Linked DNA regions of Homo sapiens: region 1 is linked to region 2. A link is a contact called in ENCODE POLR2A ChIA-PET data. All regions are on one chromosome and are shown on one strand. The core of a region is the stretch at or near the end of the contact, and the rest is flanking DNA. Distances in the headings are between cores, read along the strand shown. Region 1 holds the start of SLC2A3 (solute carrier family 2 member 3). Region 2 has its middle 120 kb from the start of CCND2.

The links. ChIA-PET counts read pairs that join two places held with the same protein, here RNA polymerase II (POLR2A).
Region 1: POLR2A ChIA-PET joins it to region 2 with 21 read pairs in OCI-LY7. The contact joins the promoter of SLC2A3 here to the enhancer-like site in region 2. POLR2A ChIA-PET finds 5 or more read pairs at or near these places in 2 of 52 experiments (OCI-LY7 and activated T-cell).

The regions. Positions count from the first base shown.
Region 1 is chr12:7,933,664-7,938,107 of GRCh38, reverse strand. SLC2A3 (solute carrier family 2 member 3) reads left to right here and starts at 1,921. Exons shown (of 10, transcript NM_006931.3): 1 at 1,921-2,088; 2 at 4,206-4,298. The coding sequence starts at 2,074. RefSeq lists a silencer at 1,743-1,792 and an enhancer at 2,860-3,813.
Region 2 is chr12:4,151,453-4,156,029 of GRCh38, reverse strand. No RefSeq gene overlaps it. Among named protein-coding and RNA genes, the nearest start is that of CCND2, 120 kb to the left of the region's middle. RefSeq lists an enhancer at 2,118-2,487 and a cis regulatory region at 2,015-2,608. Within about 2 kb of position 2,494, at least 10 of the 41 ENCODE cell types and tissues checked have a DNase peak (open chromatin) inside an H3K27ac peak, as active enhancers do; they include OCI-LY7, where a contact is called at or near this core.

The DNA.
Region 1 (4,444 bases), core at 672-3,171, 3.8 Mb before region 2:
TCCTCCAAAAAAGCCTAGATACTATCTCTCACTTACCCAGCTGTTTAAACACAAACCAAGTTGTTTTGCTTTGTTTACTCTCAACCTGGAACCACTCTTCTCTCTCCCCGATTATCCCTCCCTCAGTTCTCATTCCTATTTTCTTCTCCTGCTTAGCTTGTTCAGTTTTCTTGTATAGCTTAGTAATCAGATACTTATGTAACACTTTTCTTTCAAGAAACTCACAGTCCATAACTAATAGGATATTAATAATCTTTTCCAGTTATGTGAGAATTACTTGCCCTAGTCCCTTTTTATACTTTATAAAAAGGGAAGAAGGGAAACACTATAAATGACTTGTGGGTCAGAACTCTTTTGTCCTATTATTCTTTTTTTTTTTTTTTTTTGAGACGGATTCTTGCTCTGTCGCCCAGGCTGGAGTGCAGTGGCGCTGTCTTGGCTCACTGCAAGCTCCGCCTGCCGCGTTCACGCCATTCTCCTGTCTCAGCCTCCCGAGTAGCTGGGACTGCAGGCGCCCGCCACCATGCCCGGCTAATTTTTTTTTTTTTTTTTTTTTTTTTTGTATTTTTAGTAGAGAATGGTTTCACCGTGTTAGCCAGGATGGTCTTGATCTCCTGACCTCGTGATCCGCCCACCTCGGCCTCCCAAAGTGCTGGGATTACAGGCGTGAGCCACCGCGCCCGGCCTTTTTTTCTATTATTCACTGAAGAATCACCAGCTTCTTGGAGAGTACCTGATACATAGCGTGTATTCGGCAAATACCTGCTTAATTGAATTCGGTATTTATTGCATTTCTAGATGCTATAAGCTTGAGACTAGCAGAAAGTGATGCAGAATTCAGAATGGGTGATATGGCAAATGCCTTATTAAATATAGGGCTCGGCGCGGTGGCTCACACTTGTAATCCCAGCACTTTGGGAGGCCAAGGCGGGCAGATCACAAGGTCAGGAGTTTGAGACCAGCCTGGCCAATATGGTGAAACCCCGTCTTTACTAAAAATACAAAAATTAGCGGGGCGTGGTGGCGGGCGCCTATAGTCCCAGCTACTCGGGAGGCTGAGGCAGGAGAATTGCTTGAACCCGGGAGGCGGAGGTTGCAGTGAGCCGAGATCGCACCACTGCACTCCAGCCTGGGCGACAGAGAGAGACTCCATATCAAAAAAAAAAAAAAAAAAAAAAAAAGGATATGGATTGTATTCCATAAACAGTTGAACCTCTTATTCCTACTGCCCTGATAGTTGGTCTGGCTCCTAGAAATTCAGATTTTCTTCCCTCCAGGTGAGATTATGCGAAGAAAGGAACACTGGCAAAATTATTTCCCTGATTTTCTTCTCTCAGGCTGTCTTTCCCTCCCCTTTAAGATTGTGTACTCCGTCTCAAAAAAAAAAGAAAAAAAAAAGATTGTAGACCCAGCCTATAAATTCATAGGATCAAGAATTCTTACTAACACTCTTTCTAACAACCTTAAATCTCTGATAGTAGCACCCACTTGACTTCGTTTTGTATGGATAGATTTATTCTAATCTCTCTGTAGATTGTTTTAATCCCAAGCAGATGCGAGAGCATAAAATAGTGTATTTGCCCTCCCTCCAGGCTTTTCTGGTAGTATTTTGTCTGTGAAACTAAGAGGCTCTAGCTGCTATTAGAAGAGGGAAGGAGTAAGGATGAGCTTTTGAAAAAAAAAAAAAAAAAAAAACCCAGGGTGGAGAGAGTGGAAGGATGTGGTTTTAAGAGAGGGGGGAGGGAGGGCGTTATTGTCTGTGGGGCGGGGGCGGGGGTAGTTCTGATAACACAGAATTCCGAGAGATCACAAGATTGCTTCAGGGGGGTGGGGTGGGGTGGGGTGGGGCTGGGGGCTTGTCGCCCTTTCAGGCTCCACCCTTTGCGGAGATTATAAATAGTCATGATCCCAGCGAGACCCAGAGATGCTGTAATGGTAAGACTTTGGATCCTTCCTGAGGACGTGGAGAAAACTTGCTGCTGAGAAGGACATTTTGAAGGTTTTGTTGGCTGAAAAAGCTGTTTCTGGAATCACCCCTAGATCTTTCTTGAAGACTTGAATTAGATTACAGCGATGGGGACACAGAAGGTAAGAATGATATAATTACTGGTTATTTTTGCTTGTTTGGGATACACTCAGAAAGGCAAATATTAATGGTAATCTCCTTGTTCTATTTTCTCCTAAGTCACCAAGCTATCTTAAGGCCTTTTCATTTCGTCTCTAGCCTGCACTGCTGCCGCTTCATCAGTTCTCTTTGAATGTCATACAGTTCTGTTCACCTTATCATAGGAAAGTCACCCGGAGAAGTTGTGTTTGCTTCTCAGGTTTATTTTAGGTAACCATATGCCACTGAGGACGAGATGGTTGAGTGTTTAGAGGATCGGGCTGCTTGGTTGTATGGATTACAAGTGTGGGTCTCAGAGCCAGTGTGAAGACTTCTCTGGAAGCATTAGACCTTGAAAAGGTCTGTGTTTGGAGGCACAGGCCAGGGTCTGGCCATCTGTTTGTCCTATAACATATGGGGTTCGTGGATGCTAAGGAGAAAGAATTCCAGTTGTCCTTCCTATTAGGGTTAAAATCGTGAGTGCAGGACATACTAAAATATTGAGTGTTGTATATGCATTATTTGCAGGGAGAAAGGCTTTTCTTTTTTTTCTGATTGAGTTTTACTCTTGTTGCCCAGGCTGGAGTGCAATGGAGCGACCGCAGCTCACCACAGCCTCCGCCTCCCGGGTTCAAGCGATTCTCCTGCCTCAGCCTCCTGAGTAGCTGAGATTACAGGCATGAACCACCGGGCCCGGCTAATTTTGTATTTTTAGTAGAGACGGGGTTTCTCTATGTTGGTCAGGCTGGTCTCGACTCCCGACCTCAGGCGATCCGCCGGCCTCGGCCTCCCAAGGTGCTGAGATTACAGGCATGAGCCACTGCGCGCAGCAAGAAAGGCATTTTTTACCAAGATAAATTTAACTAAAAATAAGGGGCCAGGTGTGGTGGGTCACACCTATAACCCCAGCATTTGGGAAACCAAGGCAGGAGGATCACATGAGGCCTGGAGTTTGAGACTAGCCTTGGGCAATATAGTGAGATCCCATCTCTACAAAGCAGAAAGAAAGAAAATGTAGGAAAATAAGAAAGGGATGGAAAATTATGAGACTAAAGAAGAAAAGGCTCTCAAAGATAGTGAATGATGAGAGGAGACAGAAGAGATTTTTACTAAACGGAAAAAGATTTAACAGAGCATTGCACTGGCAGGGCCCTCCGGGGTACCGATGCTTAGCTGGGACTGAGACATCTGGGAGGCTGCAGGCAAGGTCACTTCTCCTGCTGAAGCTCCCAGCCTGCTGCCTAATCTGCCCGACCTGAAAGGAAAGGAGTTTAAGATATGAAAGGTTGAAGGGATTTTGGGTGGTGGGGTGGGGGGGAATGGCGTAGAAGTTGGCCTCAGGTATAAAAATTGAGCTGCCCCAAGGTAGAAATGGAAAATGTCTCGCCCGGCTGAATTATTCCAGGCAAGGTGAAGATGACCGGTTCTCCCCACTAAGAAATGTCTCTTATATGTTGGGTTCGCCCTTATATGTTGGGTTCAGAGTAAGTACTTTCTTCCCCTGCGCGGGAGTTAGGGATAGCAGAACTGTATTTAATAAACGAAGACTGAAATGGGGCCAGGATGCAGTGAGTAGATCCAGTAGGTTACATGGTCCTGAGAGATAAGAGACTCAAAGAGCCACCCAGCAGTGAAGACACAAACTACCACCCCCTCCACCACCACCAGTGGGCTTCCGTGGAGTCTGGGGTACAGATCAGACTGCACTGTATTTGTTTCCAGAATGGTCAATTCTTAGTAATCCTACCCGAGACTGTCTTTTTCTCTGCCCTCCCAGTTCGTGAGTGGAATTCTATGCCTACATTTGCCTGATGCAAGTTTTTAAATATTTCCAAACTGACCAACCCAGTTTCTCTTAACTTCTTCCTTCCCCAATTTTCTTTCATTTTTACCAAGTTAACTTCACATTCTTATCTCCAGATAAGTTCTTTAGTATAATCTATTCCTTTGTCTTCCCCATTAATTACCTAAATCTCATTGGATGTTCTTTTCATACCACTCATAACTCAAATTCTCCTAATACAGCTCCATAATTAATAAGAAACAGTCATCAATCACAAGTTTTAAGGACTATTCTCTCCTCTGTCTTCCCTCCCTCCAGGTCACCCCAGCTCTGATATTTGCCATCACAGTTGCTACAATCGGCTCTTTCCAATTTGGCTACAACACTGGGGTCATCAATGCTCCTGAGAAGGTGAGTGCCAGGCCACAATAATTAGAATTTAGAATAGGGAAGTTATTCCTTTAAGTAGGGTTTCAGGAATTCAGAATTTAAGGCCAGGCATGGTGGCATCTGCCTGGAGTCCCAGCTACTCCTGAGGCTGAGGCTTAAAGATCACT
Region 2 (4,577 bases), core at 1,245-3,744:
ACCCAGACACTCAGAACACCCTGACCTGATCGTGAAAAGGCATCGGAAAACCCAAACAAGGAACAACTCACAAAAAAGGAGGGAAGACTGTACTCAAAAAAAAGTCAGGCCGGGTGTGGTGGCTCACGCCTGTAATCCCAGCACTTTGGGAGGCTGAGGCAGGCAGATCACAAGATTAAGAGATCAAGACCATCCTGGACAACATGGTGAAACCCCGTCTCTACTAAAAATACAAAAAAATTAGCTGGGCGTGGTAGCGCATGCCTGTAGTCCCAGATACGTGGCCAGCTGAGGCAGGAGAATAGCTTGAATGTGGAAGGTGGAGGTTGCAGTGAGCCAAGATCGTGCCACCACACTCCAGCCTGGGCGACAGAGCAAGACTCCGTCTCAAAAAAAAAAAAAAAAAAAAAAGTCATAAGAGGAAAAGAAAGACTGTGGAAATCTTCCAGATCTGCACCATCCAAGATGGTAGCCACTAGCCACATGAGCACGTGTCAAACCCCCTCATTTCATAGCTAAGGAAATTGAAATGAAGATCTAGAAAGGTTAAGTAATTACCCAAGAAGGTAGAAGTATTTAAAAAAATTAATTGACAAAATTTTTAATCAGTTTTAGATTTACAGAAAAATTGAGTGGAAAGTACAGAGAGTTCCCATATGCCATCCCTCCCAATTTCCCCTATTATTAACATCTTGCACTGGTTTGGCACATTTCTTATAATTGATGAGCTAATATTGCTGCATTATTGTTAACTAAAATCGGTGGTTTACATCAGGGTTCACTCCTGTTGTTCATTTTATGATTTTTGACAAATGTATGGTGACATATACACCATTACAGTATCTAACGGCATAGTTTCACTGCCTTCAAAATCCCCTATGCCCTCTATTCATCTCTCACCCCTCCCCACAAATCCCCAGAAAATCTTTTAACTGTAGTTTTGCCTTTTCCTGAATGTCCTACAGCTGGAACCATACAGTATGTAAACTTTCAGATTAGCTTCTTTCATTTCACAGCATGCATTTGAGGTTCCTTCCTGTCTTTTCGTGGTTTGACAGCTCATTTCTTTTCAGAGTTGAATAATACTCCATTATGTGGATGCACCATTGTTGGTTGCTCCATTCACCTGCTGAAGGATATCTTGGTTATTTCCAAGGTTTGGCAATTAAGAATAAAGCTGCTGGCTGGGCACGGTGGCCCTCACCTGTAATCCCAGCACTCTGGGAGGCCGAGGCAGGTGCATCACCTGAGGTCAAGAGTTCAAGACCAGCCTGGCCAACATGGCGAAACCCCTGCTAAAAATGCAAAAACTAGCCGGGCATGGTGGTGGGCACCTGTAATCCCAGCTACTCGGGCAGCTGAGGCAGGAGAATCGCTTGAACCCAGGAAGCAGAGGTTGTAGTGAGCCAAGGTCGTGCCGTTGCTCTCCAGCCTGGGCGATAGAGCAAGACTCCATCTCAAAACAAAACAAAAGAAAACAAAACAACAAGCTGCTATAAATATCTGTGTGCAGGTTTTTGTGTGGACATAAATACCAAGGAGTTCAATCAGTTGTTGGCTTGTGTGGTAAAAGTGCATTTAGTTTTGTGAAAAACTGCCAAACTTGTCTTCCAAAGTGACTGTACCATTTTGCATCCCTGCTAGCAATGAATGAAAGTTCCTGTTGCTTCACATTCTGTCCAGCATTTGGTGTTTTCTATGTTCTGGAGCTGGCCATTCTAATAGCGTGTAATGGTGTCTTATCATTGTATTAATTTGCATTTCCCTGATGACATATGATGTTGAACATCTTTTCATGTGCTTATTTGCCATCTGTGTATCTTCTTTGGTGAGATATATTCAGTCTTTTTTTTTTTTTTTTTAGAGGCGGTGTCTTGCTATGTTGCCCAGGCTGGTCTCAAACTCCTGGGCTCAAGCAACCCTCCCGCCTCAGCCTCCCAAAGCGCTGGGACTACAGGTGAATCACCACACCCAGCCTATGCAAAGTCTTTGGTCTTTTTTAAAAATCAGATCGATTGTTTATCTCATTTAATTTTCACAACAGCCTTCTGAAGTTGCCCTGAGATGGAATATTATCCCAATTTTATAGGTAGCAGGGGGACCGGCGGGGCGCAGAGTTAAATGGCTTGCCCAAGCTCATAAGTAGACACACCTAGATGGCTGGCCTGCTGCTTCCTGGTTCTGTTCTCCTTTGGCTCATTCACCAGGTGGCCTATCCCCAGCCCCCACCCAGTTTTGTTGAAAGCAGCTGAGGACAAGATAGCAAAGTTCTGATAATCCCAGGCAGGCTTCCTGGAATCAGTGTGGGGGAGCTGGGGAACACCCCAGAATAGTGCCAAGACCTTGCTGAGGACTCCACCCACAGGAAATCCCCTGGTCTGTGGCGCCTCTGATGACAGATTTGACCAACTGCCCTGAAGTGTGTGATACAAGGCCTGCTCAGGACTGTTTCCTGGGTGCTTCTTGGGGCCAGGCCATGGGCTGGACGTGAGACAGTGGGTGGAAGTGGGGTGGAAATTCTACTAATTGCTATGGCTTTTGCTTCTGGGGAATTCCACTCTCACCCCATAGCCCTCTGCAGCCATCACAGTAAGCCTGCTTTCTTTAAAAGTAGGAAGTCACTGACACCTGTCACCCTCTATGTCTTAATTTTCCCCATTTCTTTCCCCATCGAACTCAGGAACCATAATCAAGAATTATCATGAAAGACCCTGTTAGTTCCAGTTTCCAGATGAGTAGAAAGTATCGCAATTTTTTGTTATGTTTTAATTAATTGTTAAGTATCTAAACAACGTAAAACTGATTCTCCCTGTAAAACTTGGACCTTACACATAAAGTCCCATAGGACCAGGCCGGGCGCAGTGGCTCACACCTGTAATCCCAGCACTTTAGGAGGCTGAGGCGGGTGCATCACCTGAGGTGAGGAGTCCAAGACCAGCCTGGCCAACATGGTGAAACCCTGTCTCTACTAAAAGTACAAAAATTAGCCGGGCATGATGGCAGGCACCTCTAATCCCAGCTACTCGGGAGGCTGAGGCAGGAGAATCACTTGAACCCGGTAGGTGGAGGTTGCAGTGAGCTCAGATCGCGCCACTGCACTCCGGTCTGGGTGACAGAGGAATACCCTGTCTAAAAACAAACAAACAAAAAAAACCTCCTGCAGGATCAGACAGCACCTACTCTATCTCCTGGTAACCAGGCCTGCCTGTAAAACAGGACCAGTGGAGGTCTCTTGCTTTCCCATCTTCTCTTCCCGCTGCCCCTTCCCTGGACCTAAGGGTGCGCACAAAGGCAACAATTGTCAGGAAAATGGATCCAGAAATGTAGCAGGCTCGGGAGTCTCTCGCAAGAGAATTCTGGCGTCCCAGTTTCCAGGGACTGTGATCTGGAAAGGGAAGTGCCACTAAATGCAGAACTTTTTGTCCCAAGGGAAGGATCCAGAGGGGACCAGAGTAGGACATCATTGACCTGGATTTAAGGGCAATGTTGCTGGGATCCTTCTCCCCTCTCTCACTAAACTCGAAGCTGTTACCAGGTTTCCCTTTAATTTACTGACATATGGAATACAGTGTCTTTATGCATAGAGAATGAAAAGCATTGTTACAAAGGTTATTTCCCTTCACTGCATGAATAAGATCATACTGTATGTATTGTGCTTCAGCTTGCTTTTGTTCACTTAACTCTGCAGTGGGGATTTTTCCACGTAGCTCTATGTTTTTGTTTTCAACTATGGCTTAGTATCCTGTGGGTGTGATTACACTCTAGTTCAGTTAAAGATAAGCACTATTGGTTTAGTACAGGTTAGGTGCTGTAACATAATACATACATTCCTGAAAAACTTTGTATTCTGTAAAACTGCACACTAAAAATAACAGGCTAAAAATAATAGGATTGGGCAGGCCTGAGAAATCTATGCAACTCGGTAATAGAGCACTAATAAAAACAGTAATTGGTGCCTTCAGAGAAAACCTAGACAGCCCAGGCAACAATTCTACTTTGGAAAGTTGCCTCTGGGGATATTAAAACTTGCACAAAACTATAGAGTGGTACTGCTGGTTGCAGGTGCTGAGATGGTGCAGATGGAAGTGGACTCTGGGCCAGGTGGGCATAGGAGGAAGTGCAACCTGCTTCCTAGGATGAGCCTTTCTGGGAAGCAAACCCAGGTGCAGGCATGCATTTGCAATTTTCTTAAAATAGAGCTGAAAGGGCTCTTACCTAAGCAAAAGCCAAGTTGAGGGCTTTTCCCTTTCTTGTTGAAGGTTAGAATTCTACTCCTGCTACTTTAGCTCTTCTTGCTAGGAAAAAATCCATATGAACCCACCCAACTTTCACTTTATAAGCACTTAATTTCCCTATTTATTAGCTGTGGATGAGTTCTTATAGGAACATGTGTTGTAGAAGAATAGATGGTAGACTAGAACATAGTATATGCTCAGTAAATATTTGTATAGGAAAAGAGGAAAGGAAGGAAAAAGGAGAAAGAGAAAGAAAAGAGGGAAGGAGGGAGGAAGGAAGGAAGAAGAGAAGGAAGAAAGGAAAGAAAGAAAGAGGAAAGGAGGGAAAGACTAAGAATAATT